3 separate regions of the Homo sapiens genome follow, and regions 2 and 3 are each linked to region 1. A link is a loop called in an ENCODE intact Hi-C map of the cell type or tissue named here. Cell type or tissue: Caco-2. All regions are shown on one strand. Each heading gives the region's core, and the rest is flanking DNA. Links, peaks and the distances in the headings are about the cores only. Region 1 has its middle 8.0 kb from the start of OR6C68. Region 2 has its middle 17 kb from the start of OR10P1. Region 3 has its middle 28 kb from the start of OR10P1.

Region 1 (7,748 bases), core at 2,036-6,035:
GATTAAAGGTGCTTCCCTACACCTGGCCACTGATTTGAATTGTCTCCAGTTCATGATCAAGTCTAAGACAGTTACTAATGAGAGGTTTGAATAAAGCACTGGAAAAGAGCTGGATGTCATGTCACAAGTCCTCAGATTCATTTCTGAATCTGACTTAAAAATATCTTCAGCTTTGCTTCTGTAATGACTTGGCTCATAAATGATAAGTGAATGGGGATATATTGTCAAGATAACATGGGAGTCTTTAGTTTATTTATCATTTTTTCCCAGCATGTAATATTTTGTACAGTCAAGTAATAGCAAAGAGCACTATCAGAGAAGAATGCAGGAAACCATAGAGCATTATAACATCGTGAAACCAGACTGATTCATCCAGAATTCTTCCTCTTGGCTCATTTTGGCATATGTTGTCTTGAAACTACCCTTATCACCACAACTCAGCATCTTCAGCCCTTTCCTACCAACCCTTACATTCAACTACCTTTTAAGGTAAAGTCCCATATTTACTATAGTGTTTATTTATTAAAAATTTAACATAGATTTTACCTGTGCTAGTATTTTTATTAGAATTGCTTTGCACAAACTTAATTTTTAAAATAATGCTTATTATTTTTACTGTGTGACATTACCTAATACAAAGCTTTTCATGGTTGCACATATTGTGCTTTTGCAAAATACCAATAATTTAAGCTCCTCCAATGCCAAAGAAACACCAAGTCTGTCCAACAGCTTATGATTGCTTAGCTCCTCAGAAAATCTCAAGAGACATACACTCCCATTTTCAGCAAGAAGTGAACTGTTAGTTTTGTACAAATCCCTGTGGTGGAAAGCTTTAGTGCCCATTTCAAGTATGTGCACTCTGACAAGATGAAGACTATTTCCCAAATTTCAAAACCACGGGAACCTGGATTGGCCACCAATTGATTCACTCCAGTTGGGCAATTAATTCTTGCTATGCCTTCCAATTAGAACATGACACAATTTATAGACTAGTAACTGCTATACATTATTTTCCTTATTATTCCAAACGTGGAATAATGAAATGAAATGAAGTCATTTTCATTATCACCTTCTCTCTCTACCATGGTATATTGGGTGTGTTGGATGTGGCCAACGTTATTTAATAATAACTTCCATATCTGAGGAAAGATGCACCTACAACTAATAAAAGTAATTCAACATTATCCAATATTCCTGGACTTAAAGGAAAATGCACTTTGGGTTTGCCTTTTGAGAATTATTTATTAAGTTCTATGCACCCTTGAGCATTTTCAAAAGCTTGTATACTAAAACGTGTACAATTTCAAAGGATAAATGTTATGATACATAAATTGTATCTCAATTTATTTTAAATATAATTTTAAAGATGTTTAAAAAGCATACGTAGAGGAAGAAGCATGCTTGTGGAAACTAGGCTATCAAAAAGTATACATATTGTAATAAACATGCATTGTTTTAGTTTCAGTTTTTGTTTTATTCTGCTCAGCACCTTTTCTCCTTTCTCATAATAAACCATATAAGGCAAAACAAATAGACAAACAAAAAAACATGTTTATCTTATAGTTGACTACAAGAGTAAATGATGTAGTCTAGGATTATTCACATAGCATGTTCTGTTTGCCTAGCTACCGTAGTGCCTTGAAAATGACCCTACGAAAAAAAGCAGATCTTAATTTTTCCTGAAAACCCTAGAGACCAGACTACTTTCTTTCTTCTCACTGATGTTATATAAGGATATTATATGCAGAACTGCTGTCACAAGTATTGCTACTATAAAGGGAGCCAGCATGAGGATAAAAAGTCATACTGAGAAGAGTAGAACCTAAAAATTCTTAGGGAGGTGGAACCAGAAAAAAAAAAGTGACATGAATTTCTGAATCATAGTGTACCAAGCACCAGCCCTACCATCAGACTTTCTGTCTCACATCAATCAACAGAGTCTATTGTCTCTAACAAGTTGAAAATAGGTGTCTCATACGTGCAAGCAAACATTTCTAGCTGAATCAAAAGCTTTGTCACCCTACATGCCTCCACAGCACTTTGGGTTTTCCTAGGGTTATTAACAATAGAAGTCATAACAGATCGTTTCATTAATGGACTAGGGAGTCATGGTTCCCTTGCTGTATCATTTGCAAAATGATACAAGGAGAAGTGGAAAATGCTTGTACATTTGAGCTTGCCTTCCGTCTTTCTGCTTTTGGAACACAATTATTATGTGAAGATGCTAGGGCTCACCTGCTGGAAATATGTGTGGCCTATCCAGAGCCAACACCAACCACCAGACATGTGAGTAGGACTGCACAAAACAGATCTGTCCTCATTTGACTTACTAAATAATTGGTAATACCTGACTGAGCCAAGCCAGCATCCCTTGGAGTAGAGAGGAACTGCATCAGCAGAACCCTGACCAAATTGACAATTCACAACAGAATTATAAGCAAAAAAAAAAAAAAAAAAGGCTGTTAGTTTAAACCACTAAGTTTTAAAATGGTTTGCTCTGCAGCAAAGGGTAGCATATAGAAACTGGCCCAGAATAAGTTAAGCAGAAAAGAAATTTACTGCAAAATGTAAATGCTCTGATAAATTTAATTAAGCAAGCCTAGAATGTGATCATGAGCAGAGATGAGATGAGCAGTAGGAAGGGTCTTTCCCAAAGACTACAGATACTGTCGAGAGTTCTCATCTGCTAAAAACAACTTTCATTTGAAGCTGTTGCCATTGAGCCAGATGTTGGCAAGGCTGTAGGAATACATGACATGGTTCGGATCTGTGTCCTCACCCAAATCTCATGTCAAAATGTATTCCTCAATGTTGGAGATGAGGCCTGATCGGAGGTGATTGGATCATGGGGGCAGATTTCTCATGAATACGTTACCACCACCCCCTTGGTGCTTTCCTCATGATAGTAAGTTCTCGTGAGATCTGGTCATTTAAAAGTGTATAGCACCTCCCCCTTGCTCTCTCTTGCTCCTGCCCTGGCCATGTGACATGTCTGCTCCCCCTTGGCCTTCTGCTATGATTGTAAGTTTCCTGAGGCCTCCTCAGAAGCCAAATAGATGCCAGTGCTATGATTCCTATACAGCCTGCAGAAAAGTGAGCCAATTAAACCTCTTTTCTTTATAAATTACCCAGTCACAGGTATTTCTTTATAGCAAGGTAAGAACAGCCTAATACAACATCTAATCTCACCTTCCTTCATTTTTATATCACTCACTAAGATTTGAAGTACCAGTTTTAAGAATCCAATTAGCTCATCTAAAACCACATACCTATGCCCTGGGTTTTGCAGGGAGTAAAAGTGAGGGAGAAGGAAAGGAAAAATTACTTGGGTAAACAACTAAGAGACCAGTCCTTAGAGAAGCTGCCTGCCTGAAAAATTACAGCTACAGGCAAAAATAGATCAGTCTGGTGAAAATTCAGACTACAGCTGCACAAATAAGCCACAGATAGGCAGACAGGCAGGCAAAGTCCAGCATACAAGCCCTTTGTTCTTTGTATGATTAACAAGCTCCCAGGAAAAAGTTTCCTTCTCTTTTCAGACAAGTACACAGTGGGCTCTGTGGGCTCTTGCACAGGGAGGAGGCAGGCTTACCTAAAACAAACCCACACTTACACAAACAAAAAAAGCTGCGCTTTGTGCTTGCCTAGAGACATACCCACAGCTGCATAAGATAAAGTGAGCTGCACAGACAGCTTTACTGATAAGAGAAGTTACTTGAACTGCTACAGAGATGAGAAGAGTTTCTTATAAAAGCTTCTGAACTCAACCGTAAAAATGGAAATCCACTCAGACTCCCCTCACCACTGTGCAGAGCTTTCTTCTTTCACTTATTAAACTTTTCCTCCAACCTGACCCTTGTGTCTGTGCTCCTTAATCATCTTGGACATGAGACGAAGAACTCCGGGTAATACCTCACAGGAGAGACTATTACATTGTGGTGCATTGGTGAGACCGTAACAGAAGGACATTCAAAATGTATATTTAAAATGTATGCTTCATCAACTTTGTGAAGCTAATGAAAATAAATAATGTATGCTTTTGTACATTCATTTTGTTTGTACAAACACAAATGAATATTTCGGCTGGTGTGTGTGTGTGTGTGTGTGTGTGTGTGTGTGTGTATGAGACAGAGAGAGACAAGAGACAGAGACAGAAAGACAGAGAAGGCTTAAGAATCCATTTGTCTTTACCCTAAGGGATAAAATTTAATTACCAAACATTTCATCCAGCCCATGCAAATTTCATGATCTTTTTTGTTTGTTTTGTTTTGCTTTGTTTTGTTTCATTTTTTGAGACAGAGTTTCACTCTTGTCACCCAGGCTGGAGTGCAATGGCACGATCTCAGCTCACTGAAACCTCCACCTCCTAGTTCAAGTGATTCTCCTGCCTCAGTTTCCCAAGTAGCTGGCACTACAGGTGCCCGCCACCATGCATGGCTAATTTTTGTATTTTTAGTAGAGACAGGGTTTTGCCATGTTGGCCAGGCTGGTCTCGAACTCCTGACCTAAAGTGATCCACACACCTTGGCCTCCCAAAGTGCTGGGATTGCAGGCATGAGCCACTGCACCTGGCCAAATTTCATGCTCTTTAGATGCTGCTCAATCTTTCTCTGGTTTTCTCATGATCCTATTTTAATTTTATGCAAACTTCAGATGAAACTAATCATCAAAAATATGCCTAAGCAAATCCAGTATTTGATAAAACAGAAAGGTAAAAGAAGATAAAAATTAGCACCTAATCACAAGTCCATATATTTTATTCCTATTTCCCCTCCTATGTTACTTATCCAGATTACAATTTCCTTCATCTAGCATTTTCTCAGCTTTTTATACTTAGCTGGGTGACCAAAATCTTTATTGCTGAGAAATAGTAGTGTTTGTTCATCTTGCTTATGCTTGATTTAGGTACATCTTTATCACGTGTTTTATCCATATATCCTCCTGCTCTACTGTAGTAGTGAATAAATATATTTTAACTTAATAATCAGATTAAGTCACCTGCTTAACACATTGTTTTCTTTTGCATGTTTATATAGTGGTATTAGACGTTCAACATAGTCATCATACAACATATGTCAGTCTGATACCATATCTTTGCTATTGTGAATAGTGCTGTGATGAACATATGTGTGCATGTGTCTTTATGGTAGAATGATTTATATTTCTTTGAATATATACCCAGTAATGGGATGTCTAGGTCGAATGGTAATTCTTTTTTAAGTGCTTTGAGAATTTGCCAAACTGCTTTCCACAATGGCTGAACGAATTTATATTCCCCCCAGCAATGTGTAAGTGTTCCCTTTTCTCTACAACCTCAGTAACATCTGTTAGCTTTTGACTTTTTAATAGTAGCCATTCTGACTGCTGGGAAATTGTATCATTGTGGTTTGGGTTTGCATTTCTCTGATGATTAGTGATGCTGAGCATTTTTTCATATGCTTGTTGGGGCCATATGTATCTTCTTTTGTAACTTAAATATCCATCAACAGTAGACTGGATAAAGAAAATGTGGTACATATACAGCCACAGTATACTATGCAGCCAATGAGATTATGTCCTTTGCAGCAACATGGATAGAGCTGGAAGCTATTATACTAAGCAACCTAACACAGGAGCAGAAAACCATATACTGCATGTTCTCGCTTGTAAGTGGGAGCTAAACACTGAGTACATATGGACACAAGGAAGAGAACAACAGACACCAGAGCCTGCTTGAGGGTGGAGGATGGGAGGAGGATGAGGATAGAAAAACTACCTATCAGGTACTATGCTGATTACCTGGGTGATGAAATATACCAAATCTCCATGACACACAATTTACTTATGTAACAAACCGGCACATGTACTCCAAACCTAACATAAAAGTGAAGAAAATTAACAAGTGTTAGTTTGTTTAAAACATTCCTCCTTCAGATATTAAAATATTTACTCAGCTGAGTACAGTAATGTAAAATTTAACTGCTGCAGACAGACTCTAAAATGCCCCCCAATGATCTCTGCCTTCTGACATCTCCACATTTGTACAATTTCCTCCTCTTTAGTGAAGGCTGGACTAGAGATTTGCTTTGAACATATAAAGTAAAACAAAGATAATATAATGTTACTTCTATGACCAGGTTACAAGAAACTGCAACCTCCATCTTGCTAGCAAAAGTTCCCTACTGCCTTTTCGTCTTTCCTGTTTTGATAAATCAAGTGGCCATGTTGGAGAGACCTCATCCCCTGTGGCAAGGATCCGAGGGTTACCTCCAGCCCACGGTAAGCAATGGACTTAAGCTCTCCATTCAAAAACCAGCCTGGAAGTGAATCATGCTAACAACCATGTGAATCCAAAAAATGATTCTTTCCTAGTAGAGCTCTAAGATGAGACTTCATTTGTGAGGACCCAATTAAGCTATGCCTGAACTCCCGACCCAAAGAAATTGTGAGATAATACATGCATATGGTTTTAAGCCTCTAGGTTTGTGGCAATTTGTTACAAAGAAATAGATAACCCTGTATTAGTCAAGGTTCTCTAGAGGGACACAACTAATAGGATATACATATGTGTGTGTGTATATATGTATATATCATATATATCAAATATACAGTTATATCAATTTGATATATATTTAGAGAGAGGGTGGAGTTTATTAAGTAGTATTAACTCACATGATCACAAGGTCACACAATAGGCCATCTGGAAGCTGAGGAGCAAGGAAGTGAGCTCCAATCTAAAAGCTGAAGAACTTAGAGTCCGATGTTCAAGGGCAGGAAGCATCCAGCACGGGAGAAAGATGTAGGCTGAGAGGCTAAGCCAACCTGGCATTTTCACGTTTCTCTGCCTGCTTTATATTCTTGCTGCACTGGCAGCTGATTAGATGGTGTCCACCCAGATTAACAGTGGGTCTGCCTTTCCCAGACCACTGATTCACATGTTTATCTCCTTCGGCAAGACCCTCACAGACACACCCAAGATCAATACTTTGCATCTTTCAATCCAATCAAGTTGACACTCAGTATTAACCATCACACTAACTGAAAACTTATTGGTGAGTCATTGTTGCAAAACATGAAAAGCACAGCCACCTTCTTCTAATTCTTCATTCTCTGACCCATATATTATCTATGAAAAATTTAGGGCATACGTAGGCTATTTGTTCATAACATTATGTATATCTCCTACAAGGCAACATTGAAGATAATGTACCCATCCTCTTGATATTCAATAGGACAATGCATCATTCTGCAAGGACAAATTTTTCCATATGTTATGGTATATGAAAACACTAGTGAATATATGTGGCACCAAGCCATTGCCATATTTATTTTGCTGAAATAGACATGTCTTAATCAAAAACGTTTCATGTGGGATAAGTTGCCAGTGGAAAAGCATATAGATAGTTCATCAGTACTGGTACTGGTATAACATGACAGGAAGAAAAATCATATCCCCATCCCTATATAAAATAAAATTTGTTTTAGAAACAAATATTTCCCATTTGCTTTACAGATATGATGCCAAAACAAGTTCTTAGGATGGGTCACTTTCTCAGACAATGTAGGCCCGCATCATGGTCAAAGTCAGTATTGTTGTCAAAGTACATATCTTGAGCTTATAAATAATGTCTTAAAGAATCAGCATGGCTGTTTTTATTATTTTCCCAATTAAGTAAACAACAGAGTAGTTAGCTAAGAAAAGTGACTATTATCCACAGAAAGAAAACTTTATGTACATGGTTATTAACTTACTTCTGGTTAGATAAGCA
Region 2 (7,748 bases), core at 1,701-5,700, 120 kb after region 1:
TGACAAGAATTCCAAATCCGGGACAAATTCATTAACAGAGAAATGAATGAGATGTTTGGAAAGATAGAAAAACGTGTTCCATGTGGTGAGAGATGACTTCTCACTTTTCTGCCTGATGCTAACATCTCCTCTAGCTCCCCCACCAAGTTTATATCTACATCTAGCCCCAGAAGAATGAGGGGCTTCCAGACTCCAACTCAGTAAGGAGAAGTTCCAAGTTTATTTGCCAGCAGGTCAGCAGGACCTCTCTTCCTACTACCTATCCCACTAATAACCAAGTCCTTACCACTCCTCAGCTCCCAGGGCCCTGTGGGTTTTCTGTAGGAAAATAAACCTAAGAGACAGTGTTGTCTTCAAACTTTCTCTTGCCTCATCCCCATTTTTTCCTCCAAATCTTGTATCTCATTTCAGTGTTCTACTTCTCTGCAAACCACATCCAATGTTCCTTCTATACTTCACCTTTATTTGAAATAGAATTGCCCCTATTAATAGAGGCATGAGGCAGACAAATGCCAAGGTAGATAGGGGCGGATCCCCAATGAAACCCCACCTTCAAGCCAAAGACAGTTTAAAGCCCAAAATCCAAGCTACAAGTGAAATCCACAGACCAGATTGAGAACCTGCCTTCCTGTTTGGTGCACTTTCCTCTGATTGATCTCCACCATTCACCTATTTTATATATGCCTACCCTTCCCTAATTGGTTTTTATAACACTATCGTGCCCACCTTTGAGTGATGCCTCTTTTTTTTTACTTTTTTTCGTACTCACAAACCAATCAGCATGCACTCCCCTATTCTGAGCCCATAAAAGCCCCGGACTTAGGCACATGGGGAGAGAGACAACCCAACTTCAGATGAGAGACCATCTTCCCATAGCATCTCCACCAAGAGCTGTTTTGTTGCTCAATAAAATTCTCCACCGTCATCACCTTCAATGGTGGGCATATCCTCATTCTTCTTGGGCATGGGACAAGAATTTAGGAACTGCTAAACAAGGGTATGAGTTATAACACAGGCGGGCAGGGGCACACCTGGCCCAGCCACAGGCTGAGCCAGTGCACAAGCCAAGCATGGCCCTGGCGGGTTGAGTGGGCGGGCTCTCTTCTGCGGCAGGTAGTGTGGCCAAGGAAGGCCCAGGCAGGGGTATCACCAGCTGGAGGTCCCCAGCTTGTTGCAAAGTGACCAAGAAAAATCCTGTGTCACTATTGCCCCATTACCTTTCATCCCTAGCCCCTCACCATGTTGCCTCTTTTGAGGTAACAGAGATGCAGAGATATCACCTTCTCTGAGAGGAGTTTATTCCCAACACTCACTCCAAATCATCCCCATTGACATCCATGGCACCATTAACCTTTCACTCTTTGAGACTAAACACTTTGAAGTCATCCCTGACTCTTCCCTACTATCTGTCACCCACTCCTGTTGTCTCTTCCCTTAGAATCCCTCTTGGATTCACTCTACTCCTGTATTTCAACAGCCCTCACATAGTCCACATGTCAAATGTGACCAACTGTCAGAGACTGCAGGAAATGGTCACACATTCTTTGCCTCCCTACAGCCACCCTCTTTGGTAGTGACCTTCTACACTGACTCTGGAATTGGCCATGTGGCTTGCTTTGGGCAATGTGACACCAGCAAACATAATGCGAGCAGAAACTCAAAAAACGTATCCTCTGACCACCATGTGAACAAGCCTGGGCTAGCTTACTAGATGACAAAAGACACGTAATCCACTTGCCCCCATCATCCCACCTGACAATAGTCTCACATACACACAAACCCCATGGCAGAACTCCCCAGCTGGCCACTGAGGAGGCATGGGTGAGCCTATCAAAGACCAACAGAAGAACTACCCAAACAAGCCTATGCTAAATTGCCAACCCACAAAATCATAAACTAAATAAATGATGTTGTATAAGCCATTAAGTATTAGGGTGATTTATGAATCAATGAAAATTAGCCAATACACTAACAAAAAGTAAATATATGTGGCAAACACATGGTGACCCTTGATTAAGGATCTAGGATTAAGAAGTTGAGATAAGAGAGTGTTTTCCCATGTAAGTTGAAATTGATTTGATAAAATCAGGAAGTTGAACCTGGTTTCTTCTCATGTATGGTCACAGACTACAGGAAGTTATCAAGGAAATAAGCTCTAAACAGGAGGCCAACTGAGGCAGAACTATTTCTTTTTCTTCTGGAGCATTCAATGCTCTCCCCACTGGGCAACTGGCTTCCAAGGTGAGACTCAGATGGGGATACTGACCTGGTGGATTTTGAAATTCTAGTCCCAAGGACCCTGACTTGAATGCATATTCTATGTGAAATAAGATTGTAAAGTCTCCAGAAAAGCTCAAAAGTCACTTGTGGCCTGAAGTCCCACACTCTCGTCGGGAGCATTTCTGGGCCACCCTTCTCCAAGGACTCTGTCCCCTGATAATAAAATTATCAGATGGTATATAAGAGAGGTGCCTAGAGCTGCCCACTCTGAATATGTATTTCTCAAAAAGTTCAGAAAATGGGCAGGAGGGCCAGGTGCAGTGGCTCACGTCTGTAGTCTCAGCATTGGGAAGCCGAGGTGGGTGGATTGCTTGAGTGCAGGAGTTTGAGACAGCCTGGGCAACATGGTGAAACCCCGTCTCTACTAAAAATACAAAAAAAAATTAGCTGGCCAGGCGCAGTGGCTCATGCCTGTAATCCCAGCACTTTGGGAGGCCAAGGCAGGCATGAGGTCAGGAGTTCAAGACCAGCCTGGCCAACATGGTGAAACCCCATCTCTACTAAAAGTACAAAAATTAGCTGGATGAGGTGGCAGGTGTCTGTAATCCCAGCTACTCAGGAGGCTGTGGCAGGAGAATCACTTAAACCCGGGAGGTGGAGGTTGCAGTGAGCCGAGAGCGTGCCACTATACTCCAGCCTGGTTGACAAGAGTGAGATTCCGTCTCAAAAAAAAAAAAATCAGCCAGGTGTGGTTGTGCACGCCTGTAATCCCAGCTACTTCAGAAGCTGAGGCAGGAGAATCACTTGAACCTGGGAGGCAGAGTTTGCAGTGAGCCAAGACCATATCATTGCACTTGAGCCTGGGCTACAAGAACAAAACTCCATCTCAAAAAAATAAAATATAATAAAATTAGCAGGGCATGGTGGCTCAGCTACTGTGGTCCCAGCTACTGAGGAGGCTGAGGTGGGAGGATTGCTTGAGCCCAGAAGGTGGAGGCTGCAGTGAGCCAAGATGGCACCACTGCACTCCAACCTGGGTGACAAAGTAAAAAAAAAGAAGAAGAAGAAAAGAAAATAGGCAGGAGGAGGATGTACCCATCTGCTTACTTCCCAAACTGAGTCAGTCTTGAGTGAATGTTTTTCTTTCCTTTCACCAAACCCCATAGACACACAATTTATGAGCCAGGTTAAGGTAAACAAATGCTGTATCTGCCAACAATATGCAGTCTCATATTAAGCACTAGCACACTGCATTAGTAGCTTGCAAATTTATCCCATCTTCCATTTCAAAGTTATTATGATGTGAAAATAATTCCTGTATAAGGCATCCATGGGAACTGTGGAATGGGAGGTGGGGGCTGAGGACCTAGGACATTGCTTTTAGCATGTCTACGTGTAGACGGGACCAAATTCTCAGGTCATAGACTCAATATTCCAGAGATAATCTGGGTAAATGGCTCCCTCTAGTGGGACATATTATTTTTGCAACGTCTCACACACACCACGTGTTAAGAAATTCTTGAAAGGACTTAAATTCTCACGCAGTGGAATCACTGTCCAGGAATGATCTAAACAAACACTTCCCTCTAGTGGAGACTTTTTTCTTTAGAAAATGTCAAACACTGAAGGGGAGTACTCACAGATTAATAAACTCTGCCTAAATACAATTGCCAAGGAGGAGCCTTAAGGGCACTCAATAAAAATTAAAATATCACCAGGCATGGTGGCTCACACCTGTAATCTCAGCACTTTAAGACACAGAGGCCGGCAGCTCAGTCAAGATCAGGAGTTTGAGACCAGCCTGACCAACATGGTGAAAACTTGTCTTTATTTTTTTTAATTTTAAGGAAAAATAAAGAAAAATTTAAAATATAAAAATAAAATTATTAAAGAAAATTGTTATAATTGACCATACATCTGCTCTTTCCACATCACACCTCAAGTAGGAAGGACAATAACTTGGAATTTTCTTTTCCTCCCTTTGTAATAATGTGTGCCAAGGTCTTCTATGAGGAGGAGGAGGACAATGGAGCTCAGAACTGCTGTAATTTGCAATGCTGTTTTAACATGTGTAAAGTAATTTTTGTTTTTATCCTCAAAAGGCAGCACCTTCTGGGTGGTGGGGATATGGATGAAGGAAGAAGAAAGGGGGGAAATAAAGGCTAAAGAAGAACTGAAGAGGGAAAGAAAGGAAAGGAACAAAAAAAATGGGAAGGCGAGAAGGAAGAAGGTGGGAGGGAGAGGAAATTAGGAACCCCGTAACCTCGAGGCTGCCATTTACAAATAGATTTTAAGGTGTTTTCAAAGGAAGGGTTCTCACAAATTACGCTGTACTTGGAAATTTCCTTGTAAGTACAAGATTTTTAAATATATTATTGAAATATGAAACTTGATTTGTGAAGACACAAAACTTTTTTTAACTTCTATTTAAAAGGTGAACATATGGATATGACCTGGCCAGATAGGTTGGATGCTTGGAACAAATCTAATGAGCAAAATTGTATTTCCAGATTTCAGTATTTCTAAGACCATCCATGGTTTCTAGATATAAGAATTGAGGCCGGGCACAGTGGCTCACACCTGTAATCCCTGCACTTTGGGAAGCCAAGGTGAGTGGATTACTGGAGGTCAGAAATTTGATACCCGCCTAGTCAACATGGTGAAACCCCATCTCTACTAAAAATAAAAAATAAAAGTTAGCTGGGCATGGTGGCGCATGCCTGTAATCCCAGCTGCTCGGGAGGCTGAGGCAGGAGAATCGCTTGAATCCAGGAGGCAGAGGTTGCAATGAGCTGAGATCGTGCCACTGCACTGTAGGCAACAGAGAAAGACTCCGTCTCAAAAAACAAAAAACAAAGAAAGTGTTATCAAAATCCCAAAATAGCAGAACTTGAGTAATTGGCATATGCGGATTCACTACAATCTTCTCTGTTCTGCCTGTCTGTAAAAAATGTTTAATTTTTTAACGTGTAAACATAAAATGGGTGGTGCTCAAATCAAATCACTAACTTTTTTGGTATCAGGTTTGATATACTTTCTAAATAAAAAGGGAACAGAGACAGACTTCAGCAGCCCTGATGAAGTAAAGCAATCACAGATCAAAGTCGGAAACATTTAAATGGCCACAGGCCAAAAATCAGTAGCCATTAGGCTTGTTTTTAGTTTAGTTTTAGAGAAAAGTTTAAAGCCTTAAAGCAAACGTGGCTTGAGTTCTTGGCCATTCTATTCATTGTATCTTGAAATCATGGTGATCTAAGAAACACTAAAATCTACAGATATATTTGCTCATCAGATTTGTCCCAAGCATCCAAACTGTCTCGCCAGGTCACATCCATATATTCATCTTTTAAGTAGGCATTTCAAAAGAAAAATTTCGCACCTTTACAAATAAAGTTTTACGTCTCAATAAAATGCTTTAAAAATTTATATTCAGAAGAGAATTTCCAAATAGAAAGCAATTTCTGGGAATCAATCCTCTGAACACCTTTAAATCAATTTGTACACAACAGTTTCAAGATTAGAGTCTCTCTCTCTCTCAATCTCTCTCTACCCCACCCCCCAAAAGAACTTTTCAACATCTTTCTAAGCTGAAAAGAGACAAGAAACTCCTTTTTGTTTCTGACAAAAGCAATTTTAAGGTGATTAAAGTAGCATGTTCCCAATATTTTTAAATGTGCATCATTCTCAGCTGGTGTTTATGTGAGAAAACTTCATATTTCATTCCAAAAACTCCAGACATTTCAACAAAAGCATTGTATAGTCTTGGGTTACATTCTAAATACACAGAGAGATAATTTGAAATAGGCGTCCTGAGAAAGAATGTGCGTATTGAATGTTGCTGGCTAGAAGACAGGCTATGTTGTTACATACAACGCAACTGTTTGTTAACAACCATGTTAATTGATGATCAGGTGTGATGTTTTAAGCATTTTCTATCCAAACATAATAGCTTGTTATTTATGATAACATGTTACTTTATTATGTTTTAGGCAATTGGTTGAAGGTTTAGGGTAGACATGTATCACATAATATTTTTTACCACTCAAAGTGATGAGAAATAGGTTCCCAGGTAGCATATTCACACAGAACATCTGATTTTCATGAACAGATTATTGATATTAAACAGGAGATGGCTATGTAAGGATTCAGATATCTCAACACAGCATTGGAAGCCTGAAGACAACAAAACAATACCTTAGAAATTCTAAAGAAACATTAATTCCATCTAGACTACTATACCCAGCCAACTCTCAATCAAGTACAAAAATAGAATACTTTTTTCAGATGTGCAAAGTACCAAAAATTGTATTCCACCATCCAATAGCACATGGAGCTACTGAAGTGTATACCCTCCCAAAACAAAAGTAAGCTAAGAAAGAGAAAGACATTGGGTCCAAGAAACAGGAGCTCTGATTAAAAGAGAGATGAAAGACATCTCCAGACACCCCAGATAGAAGCTATGCTGAAGGCTGGAGAAAAATCAGTCCAGAGGGCAGCCTATAGACACCCACCTTCCACATACTACCCTCCACCAAATACACCACAAACACCCATAGGCCCATCACACTTAAACTACACACAATTCACACCTCACTCATGGCAATACACACTACACACAGGCTACAGGCTTGGTCCCCAGAGTCTGTGACTAATAGAAATATTGGACATTCTTTGTCAGGTCTCAAGTTTAAGAAAAGACTGTCTTTCTCGATTCCAAAATCAAAACAGACCTCTGATGACCTTCCAAGCCAGAGGTCCCCTCCTTCAGTGGGGCAATTCCTCAAGAGCCTCTTTCTACTTCACACACACTCTGAGAGCATCACCCCCACTTTCAGGGGTCACCTAGCCCTTCAGTCATTCAGCCAACCATCCACATCTCCACCTATCCATCTTCTGTTCATCTGGCCAATTGCCCATCCATTTATGTGCCTATATGTCCACCAATCAATCAAGTTGACCACCTATCCTGGACTTGTCAGGGTAGTTTTCAGACCCACAAAGAGCCTTAACACAAACTCCTTTCTAGGGAGCTGATGTTCCACCTTCATTTCACATCCCTGTGAATGAAGCAGGAGAGCTACCCCTGGAGGAGAAAGCCTGGCTCAGTTTCTCTGTCCTTAGGCCCAGAGGCCTGAATTTTTTCCCAGAATGTTTTTGATCCAAGGTTGGATGAATCCACAGATATGGAACCCATGGATGTGGAGGTTGACTATATATATATGCACACAGTCATCCCTCGGTATCCATGGGGGAATGAGTCCAGGACTCCCTACAAATACCAAAATCCAAGGATGCTCAAGTCCCTACATAAAATGGTGTAGGATTTCCAGATAACCTATGCACATCCCCCATATGCTTTAAATCATCTCTAGATTACTTATAATACCTAATACAATGTAAATGCTATGTAAACAGTTGTTATACTCTACTGGTTTTTCCATTTGTATTATTTTTTACTGTTGTCTTGCTATTTTTCTTTTTTTTCCAAATATTTCTAATCTGCTGCTGGTTGAATCTACAGTTGCAGA
Region 3 (7,748 bases), core at 2,301-6,300, 110 kb after region 1:
AATTTACAAGAATAAAAACAAACAACCTCAAGTGGGCAAAGGACATGAATAGACACATTTCAAAAGAAGGCATGGCATACATGCGGCCGACAATCATATGAAAAAAGCTCAACATCACTGATCATTAGAGAAATGCAAATCAAAGCCACAATGAGATATCATCTTACACCAGTCAGAATGGCTATGATCATTAAGTCAAAAAATAATGTTTGCTGGCAAGGTTGCAGAGAAAAAGAAACACTTATACACTGTTGGTGGGAGTGTAAATTAGTCCATCCATTGTGGAAGACAGTGTGGCAATTCCTCAGAGATCTAAAAGCAGAAGTACCATTTGACCCTGTAATCCCATTTCTGGGTATATACCCAAAGGATTATAAATCATTCTATTATAAAGACACGTGCATATGAATGTTCACTGCAGCACTGTTCACAATAACAAAGACATGGGATCAACCTAAATGCCCATCAATGGCAGACTAGATAAAGGAAACGTGGTACACATACAACATGAGATACTATGCAGCCATAAAAAAAGAACAAGATCATGTCTTTTGTGGGAACATGATTGGCACTGAAGGCTATCATCCTTAACAAGCTAATTCAGAAACAGAAAATCAAATACTAAATGTTCTCACTTATAAGTGGAAGCCTAATGATGAGAACACATGGACACATTGAGGGGAATGACACACACTAGGGGCTGTCAGAGGATGGAGGGTGGGAGGAGGAAGAGGATCAGGAAAAATAACTAATGGGTACTAGACTTAATACCTGGGTGACAAAATAATCTGTACAACAAAACCTCATGACACAAAGTTTACCCGTACAACAGACCTGCACATGTACCCCTGAACTTAAAATAAAAGTTAAATTTAAAAAGAGAAACTGAAACTATGACATGAACATACATAATCCTTACTCTATTGCTATGTACCTAAGTAGAATTCATTACATTAAATTGATATAGTGATGGTAATTATAATAAATATTTTCCAAGTAAAAAAATAACAAATGTTGGCAAGGCTGTGGAAAAAAGGGACTGCTTATACTCTGTTGGCGGGAATGTAAATCAGTTCAGCCACTGTGGACAGCAGTTTGGAGATTTCTCAAAGAACTAAAAATAGAACTACCATTTGACCCAATACCCATTACTGAGTATATATATCCAAAGGAAAATAAATTGTTCTACCAAGAAGACATGCACTCATATGTTCATCACAGCACCATTCACAACAGCAAAGATATGGAATCAACCTAGGTGCCCATCAATGGTGGAGTGGATAAGGAAAACATGGTACATATATAACATGAAATATTATACAGCCATAGAAAAGAACAACATCATGTCCTTTGCAGCAACATAACTGCAGCAGGAGGATATTATCCTAAGCGAATTAATGCAGAAACAGAAAATCAGATACCACATGTTCTCACATATAAGTTAAACATCAGGTATACATGGACATAAAGATGGGAACAATAAACACAGGACTACACAAGGATGGAGGAATCGAGAGAGGCAAGGATTGAAAAACTACCTATCAGGTACTATACTCACTACCTGGGTGATGGGTTCAATCATACCCTAAACCTCAGCATCATGCAACATACCCATGTAACAAACCTGTACATGTACCCTCTGAATCTAAAATAAAAGTTGAATTTTTTTAATTAATTAAAAACAAAAGATGAAAAAAGACTTTCATTCTGTCTTCCCCATAATCATATCTCAGCATCTTCAACATTGCCATGCCTAGCGTATAGCAGAAACTCCACAAATATTTGCTAAATGAATTGCTGAATATATGAATGGTTCAGTATTTCACATCCACCAGTTTTCTTTCTCTTTTGTTATGAAATCTGTATGCACTTTATCAGTAATTCTTAAATAGTTCGGCTTTGGTATTCTTTGGGTTGCACTGAGTTTGTTCATTTTTAAATACTTTTCATGAGTGTTTTATAACACTATATATTATCTGTATACATCTGCAATAGTAATATTGCTACACCATCTCCTCTTCTAGTTGTTTTATCTCAAGAAAAACACATCAGAAAAAATTCAGAGAAAGACATTGTAGGATGGTTTCTTTTTGTTTGTTTGTTTGTTTTTGTTTGGATGGTTTCTATCATGGCCATAGAAATGATTAAGAGTCTTCAGGGAAAGCAGGCAAAAAGGGAGAATGGATTTCAGGTGAGATCAGGAAGGGCATAGGAAAAGTAAGCAGAAACCTCTTCACTCCAGAATACAAGAAGTGTAAGGAAAGGCTCTTGAAGCTTGAAAACATTGAAATTAAGACAAACAAAAAGACATCCTAGTTCACACCATGCCATTATTAGCTATAAGGTGCTATTAGAAGCTGAAAAATTAAGACTAAGGAAAGGAAAAAGAATTGTGCAAGATCCCCGTGTTAGCAGCAGAACTGCGACTAAAATTTAAGTTGTCTGACTTCTGATGTAGCATAGTACATTCGCACCATGCAGAGCTACCCATGTGCAGTGCAAAACCCGAGCATGTTTTAGCAATAAAATTTTAATGCAAATTAAAACTGCTGAACAGGCTGGACATTCATAGATGACTGTGGCTGGACTTACCAAAATTGTGACAAAGTTGTCTTTGATGCCTTCCCCTCCACTTATCAGTTCTCAAAAATATTTACCCAATTGATGTTGCCAACTACATTATTAACAACTGACAGTAACACAAATATTTATTTAGGGGTAAGTTCTTAGGTAAATATTTTGTCATCTTCTCTGAAGATTTTTTGCAAATTGTTTTGCTTACGAGGCCAGAGCAGCCATATTCTAAGTTCATTAGTGAATTCTGAGAGCAGATTTCCCTGAGCACCGTTTGTTTTTGTTCCCCCGCCTCTGAATTGATCCCCTGGGTCTGTAGTAAAAGAGTCTATAAAGCAAATGTCCCTTTCCTTTGGATGGAACCTGTGCAGAAGCCTCTTACATGACCGGAAACTTCAGAACCTTAGATTCCCAGCGGAAATCATGCGCCATGATAAAAAGGGGAAGAGGTTTCCAGCTTCAATTCAGATTCTAACCCTCTGCTATGTGGTTTGGATGCTGACTGAGCAACAGAATTGTCTCTGTAGATAGCTATGTTTTTGGATTGTTGCTGCTGAAGGGACAGGTAGGTTGGAGAAGGCCAGAGAGAAATGAAGGCAGTCAAAAACAAATTTCTATGGAAACTTAATCCTGAAATTATTTCTACAGAGTTGCCTCCACATTTTTCTGCAAGGCTGAGCTCTTTTCATGAAACCACGTAGGCCATTTGGGCCTTTAAACTCTCTGCTCCCTCTTTAGGGAATCGTTAGAGATCTGAGGAGCTTGTGTTCTCCCTGGGCTGGTGAATCTCTGAGGCTGCTTCCCAGGTAACCAGTCGCTGTACAGAAAGGAAGGGAGCTGCATGTCACAGCTTGCCTTGCCAGACCACAGAAGTCACCCAAGACCAAGGTTTCTAAATCATTCAGCAAATTCCCTATGGCCTGGTGGGAGCTCTCTCTTTTTAAGCTGAAAAAAACTGAAGCTGAAGAACTGCTTCTCCTCCCCAGAAATGGGCCTTTTTGCAAACACTGGCTGGTTGTAGGTGGGAAGACCGATAGCAAATCCCTAGGCAAGAATTCTCTCCAAACTTTATAAATTCATATATCCCATCAGTAAAAATAAAATTGGGAAAATATCCCCAATATATGGGTATGTTTATCAATGTTTAAGTTATTTGCACTACTACTATATATATAGTTTGTGTTTTAAAATATACACAAAAACAGACTTTTTTAAGCTACAGAGCTTTGGAGGCTGGTTGTTTTTTATTATTATTATTTTTTATTTCCAAATGTTATTGGGGAACAGGTGGTGTTTGGTTACATGAATAAGTTCTTTAGTGATGATTTGTGAGATGTTGGTGCACCCATCACCCAAACAGTATACACTGAATCCAATTTGTAGTCTTTTATCCCTCACCCTCCCAACTCTTTCCCCATGAGCCCTAAAGTTCACTGTGTCATTCTTATGCCTTTGCATCCTCATAGCTTAGTTACCACTTATTAGTGAGAATATGTGATATTTGGTTTTCCATTCCTGAGATACTTCACTTAGAATAATAGTCTCCAATCTCATCCAGGTTGCTGCAAATGCCTTTAATTCATTCCTTTTTATGGCTCAGTAGTAGTCCATTGTGTGTATATATATATATATATATATATATACCACAACTTTGCAATTGCAAATTGTGCTGCTATAAACATGCATGTGCAAGTATCTTTTTCGAATAATGACTTATTTTCCTCTGGGGAGACACCCAGTAGTGGGATTGCTAGATCAAATGATAGTTCTACTTTTAGCTCTTTAAGGAATCTCCACACTGTTTACCACAGTGGCTGTACTAGTTTACATTCCCACCAGCAGTGTAGAAGTGTTCCCTGTTCACCACAGCCATGCCAACATCTACTGTTTTTTTATTTTTTTATTATGGCCATTCTTGCAGGAGTAAGGTGGTATTGCATTGTGGTTTTGATTTGCATTTCCTTGATCATTAGTGATGTTGAGCATTTTTTTATATGTTTGTTGACCATTTGTAGATATTCTTTTGAGAATTGTCTATTTGTGTCCTTAGCTCACTTTTTGATGGGATTGTTTGTTTTTTCTTACTGATTTGTTTGAGTTTCTTGTAGATTCTGGATATTAGTCCTTTGTCAGATGTATAGATTGTGAAGGTTTTCTCCCACTCTGTGGGTTGTCTGTTTACTCTGCTGACTGTTCCTTTTGCTGTGCAAAAGCTCTTTAGTTTAATTAGGTCCCAACTATTTATCTTTGCTTTTATTGCATTTGCTTTTGGGTTCTTGGTCAGGAAATCCTTGCCTAAGCCAAAGTCTAAAGGGCTTTTCCAATGTTATCTTCTAGAATCTTTATAGTTTCAGGTCTTAGATTTAAGTCCTTAATCCATCTTGAGTTGATTTCTGTGTAAGGTGAGAGATGAGGATCCAGTTTCGTTCTCCTACATGTGGTTTGTAAATTATCACAGCACCATGTGTTGAATAGGATGTCCTTTCCTCACTTTATGTTTTTGTTTGCTTTGTTGAAGATCAGTTGGATGTAAGTATCTGGGCTTATTTCTGGGTTCTCTATTCTCTTCCATTGGCCTATGTGCCTATTTTTATACCAGTATCATGCTAAAAACAGATGTTTTTAATGAGCTAAAGATAAATGCCATAGTTCATTAACTTCAAGACACCCATTTTAACATCTTTGAGATTGAGATTATATTATACTCAATGGTATCTTAGCATAATGCCATAGTCTTCTTGGCAGTCTTTTTTCTTTCTTAATGGCACATAAAATAATAGTGTATTTCATATTAGATTGTATCCTAGATTTTATGAAATATCATATAACTTGAAGGATCTCATATCTCCTTCTCATATCCCAGTGGATCACGTGGCATATCCCATGATGTGAGCAGCCTCCCCATTTAAAGACCAGTGACATAGGCCATGGAGTTTCTGGGCCATCAGTCTCAAATAAAAAAAAGAGAGAGTGAATCACTCTTAAGATTTTTACAGATTTCTCCAGGGGGAAAAAATCCCTTTTCTACTCAATAAAATAACAAGCCTGAGAGCCTTAGTGAATCTGATCATGGCAAGAAAATACTCAAGTGGCTCCCAGTTATGTTTTAGAATCTCACTGTACCTTAGACCAATAGTTAATTTCTCTGGATTTTCCCTTCCTTATCAGAAGATGAGTGTGATAAGCCTCACTGGGTTTCATTTCTATAGATGACTATCAAATGCCAGGCCCCAGGAATGAATATGAGAGAGGGGAGTGAACAAGGATGAGTAAGATATTCGCTATCTTCAAATCTCTTACAGTTCAGATGCAAATGTCAGGCAGTTTTTAATGATGATCTAGTGTAAGAAAATGGCAGGGTAAGTGAAAATGGCTTCTTCTTCCAAAACTACATGCTACATATGCAAGCAATACTTTACAAACTAGGAGGCTTTGTTGTGAATGCAGATCTGAGAAGGCCAGTGCCTCTACTGGAAAGGGGGAGGTAAGTGCTAAGATACCCAGATGAACATAAAGTCTGTGAGCTCAATGTGTTGGTGGTTTAGCACAGAAGACAGGCTCTAGCCTATACAGCTGACTATGGAATATAGCAGAGGCAAAAACTATGTTATGGGAGCCATGAGGAAGCAGCTAATTCAGCCTAGGACTTCAGAAAAGTCTTCATAGAAGAGGTCACACTTGAGCTGGATTTTGAAAGATGAGTGAGTGACAGTTCTAAAGAGGACTGAGAAGAGCAGCAGAAAATTCTTTGTAGGCTTTCTCAGAGGGAAAAAAACGGAAGGAATAAAAGAAAAAAACAGGGAGGAATAAAGGGAGGGAGACAGGAAAGTCATTGTCATTCAATAGTTCCTCAGATTCTGAAAGAGGCAACTTTTCTTGCTAGGGAAGAACCTCCAGAAGCTTCTGCTCTGCTTTCCTGAATCCATGGGGAAGCAGCAGGGAGGGGGAAAGAAATGATGCATTTCAGGAGAAATTTTTCCCTTTTCATCCTAATTTCTGATGGTCCTATTTGCCCAGAATTGCACATTTCTGGAAAGGGCTTGAGGTCCACAATGGCCAATCAGACTGTGGTGACTGAGTTCTTCCTCCAAGGCCTGACGGATACCAAAGAGCTTCAGGTGGCTGTTTTTCTGCTCCTGCTGCTTGCCTACCTTGTGACTGTCTCTGGGAACCTGATCATCATCAGCCTGACCTTGCTGGACACCCGCCTGCAGACATCTATGTACTTATTTCTCCAGAATCTGTCCTGCTTAGAAATTTGGTTCCAGACAGTCATCGTGCCCAAGATGCTGCTCAACATTGCCATGGGGACCAAGACCGTTAGCTTTGCTGGGTGCATTACCCAGGACTTTTTCCACATCTTCTGGGGGCCACAGAGTTCTTCCTCCTCACAGCCATGGCCTATGACCAGTATATTGCCATCTGCAAGCCCCTCCACTACCCCATGCTCATAAGTAGTAGAGTCTGCACACAGCTCATCCTCACCTGCTGGCTACTAGGTTTCTCCTTCATCATCATGCCTGTCATCCTGACCAGTCAGCTTCCATTCTGTGATACCCACATCAAGCATTTCTTCTGTGACTACACGCCTCTAATGGAGGTGGTCTGCAGTGGGCCAAAGGTGCTGGAGATGGTGGATTTTACCCTGGCCTTAGTAGCACTGTTTGGCACCTTGGTACTCATCACCCTGTCCTATGTCCAGATCATCCAGACAATTGTCAGAATCCCCGCTGTCCAGGAGAGGAAGAAGGCTTTCTCTACCTGTTCCTCTCATGTCATTATGGTTACCATGTGTTATGACAGCTGCTTCTTTATGTATGTCAAGCCCTCTCCAGGAAAGTGGGTTGATGTCAACAAGGGAGTGTCTCTAATCAATACAATTATTGCCCCACTGTTAAATCCCTTCATCTGTACTCTGAGGAACCAACAAGTTAAGCAGGTAATGAAAGACCTAGTCAGAAAAATGACTTTGTTCCAAAATAAATAAGGGCCCTAAAAGTCATCTTCTGGGGAAAAAATGGGTGCCTTCTCCAGAGTAAGTCCACATGACATCAGGCCAAGAGGCAGGAGTCAGGGGCTTAGGCCCCCATTGCACCCCCAGCAAGGTGCAGGTTTCCCCACAGGCCATAAGGAAAATGTCCTGATATCATATGAAGAGTCTTATTACCTAGCCT

What was found. Peaks named below come from ENCODE experiments on the same cell type or tissue, not always from the same donor. Only the 100,000 strongest peaks of a DNase experiment are listed, where the experiment ranks them.
Region 2: it touches region 1 in a loop (9-fold over the local background); 1 of 110 quality-filtered maps calls a loop at or near these places.
Region 3: a loop joins it to region 1, with 15 times the contacts of the local background. A loop is called at or near these places in 1 of 110 quality-filtered maps.

The regions. Positions count from the first base shown.
Region 1 is chr12:55,496,479-55,504,226 of GRCh38, forward strand. No RefSeq gene overlaps it. Among named protein-coding and RNA genes, the nearest start is that of OR6C68, 8.0 kb to the left of the region's middle. In Caco-2, for the core only: no CTCF peak of the experiment used is centred there; a DNase peak (open chromatin) is centred at 3,553.
Region 2 is chr12:55,616,111-55,623,858 of GRCh38, forward strand. No RefSeq gene overlaps it. Among named protein-coding and RNA genes, the nearest start is that of OR10P1, 17 kb to the right of the region's middle. In Caco-2, for the core only: a CTCF peak has its summit at 3,799 (motif pointing left); a DNase peak (open chromatin) is centred at 3,681.
Region 3 is chr12:55,604,997-55,612,744 of GRCh38, forward strand. It overlaps the pseudogene OR6U2P. Among named protein-coding and RNA genes, the nearest start is that of OR10P1, 28 kb to the right of the region's middle. In Caco-2, for the core only: no CTCF peak of the experiment used is centred there; no DNase peak of the experiment used is centred there.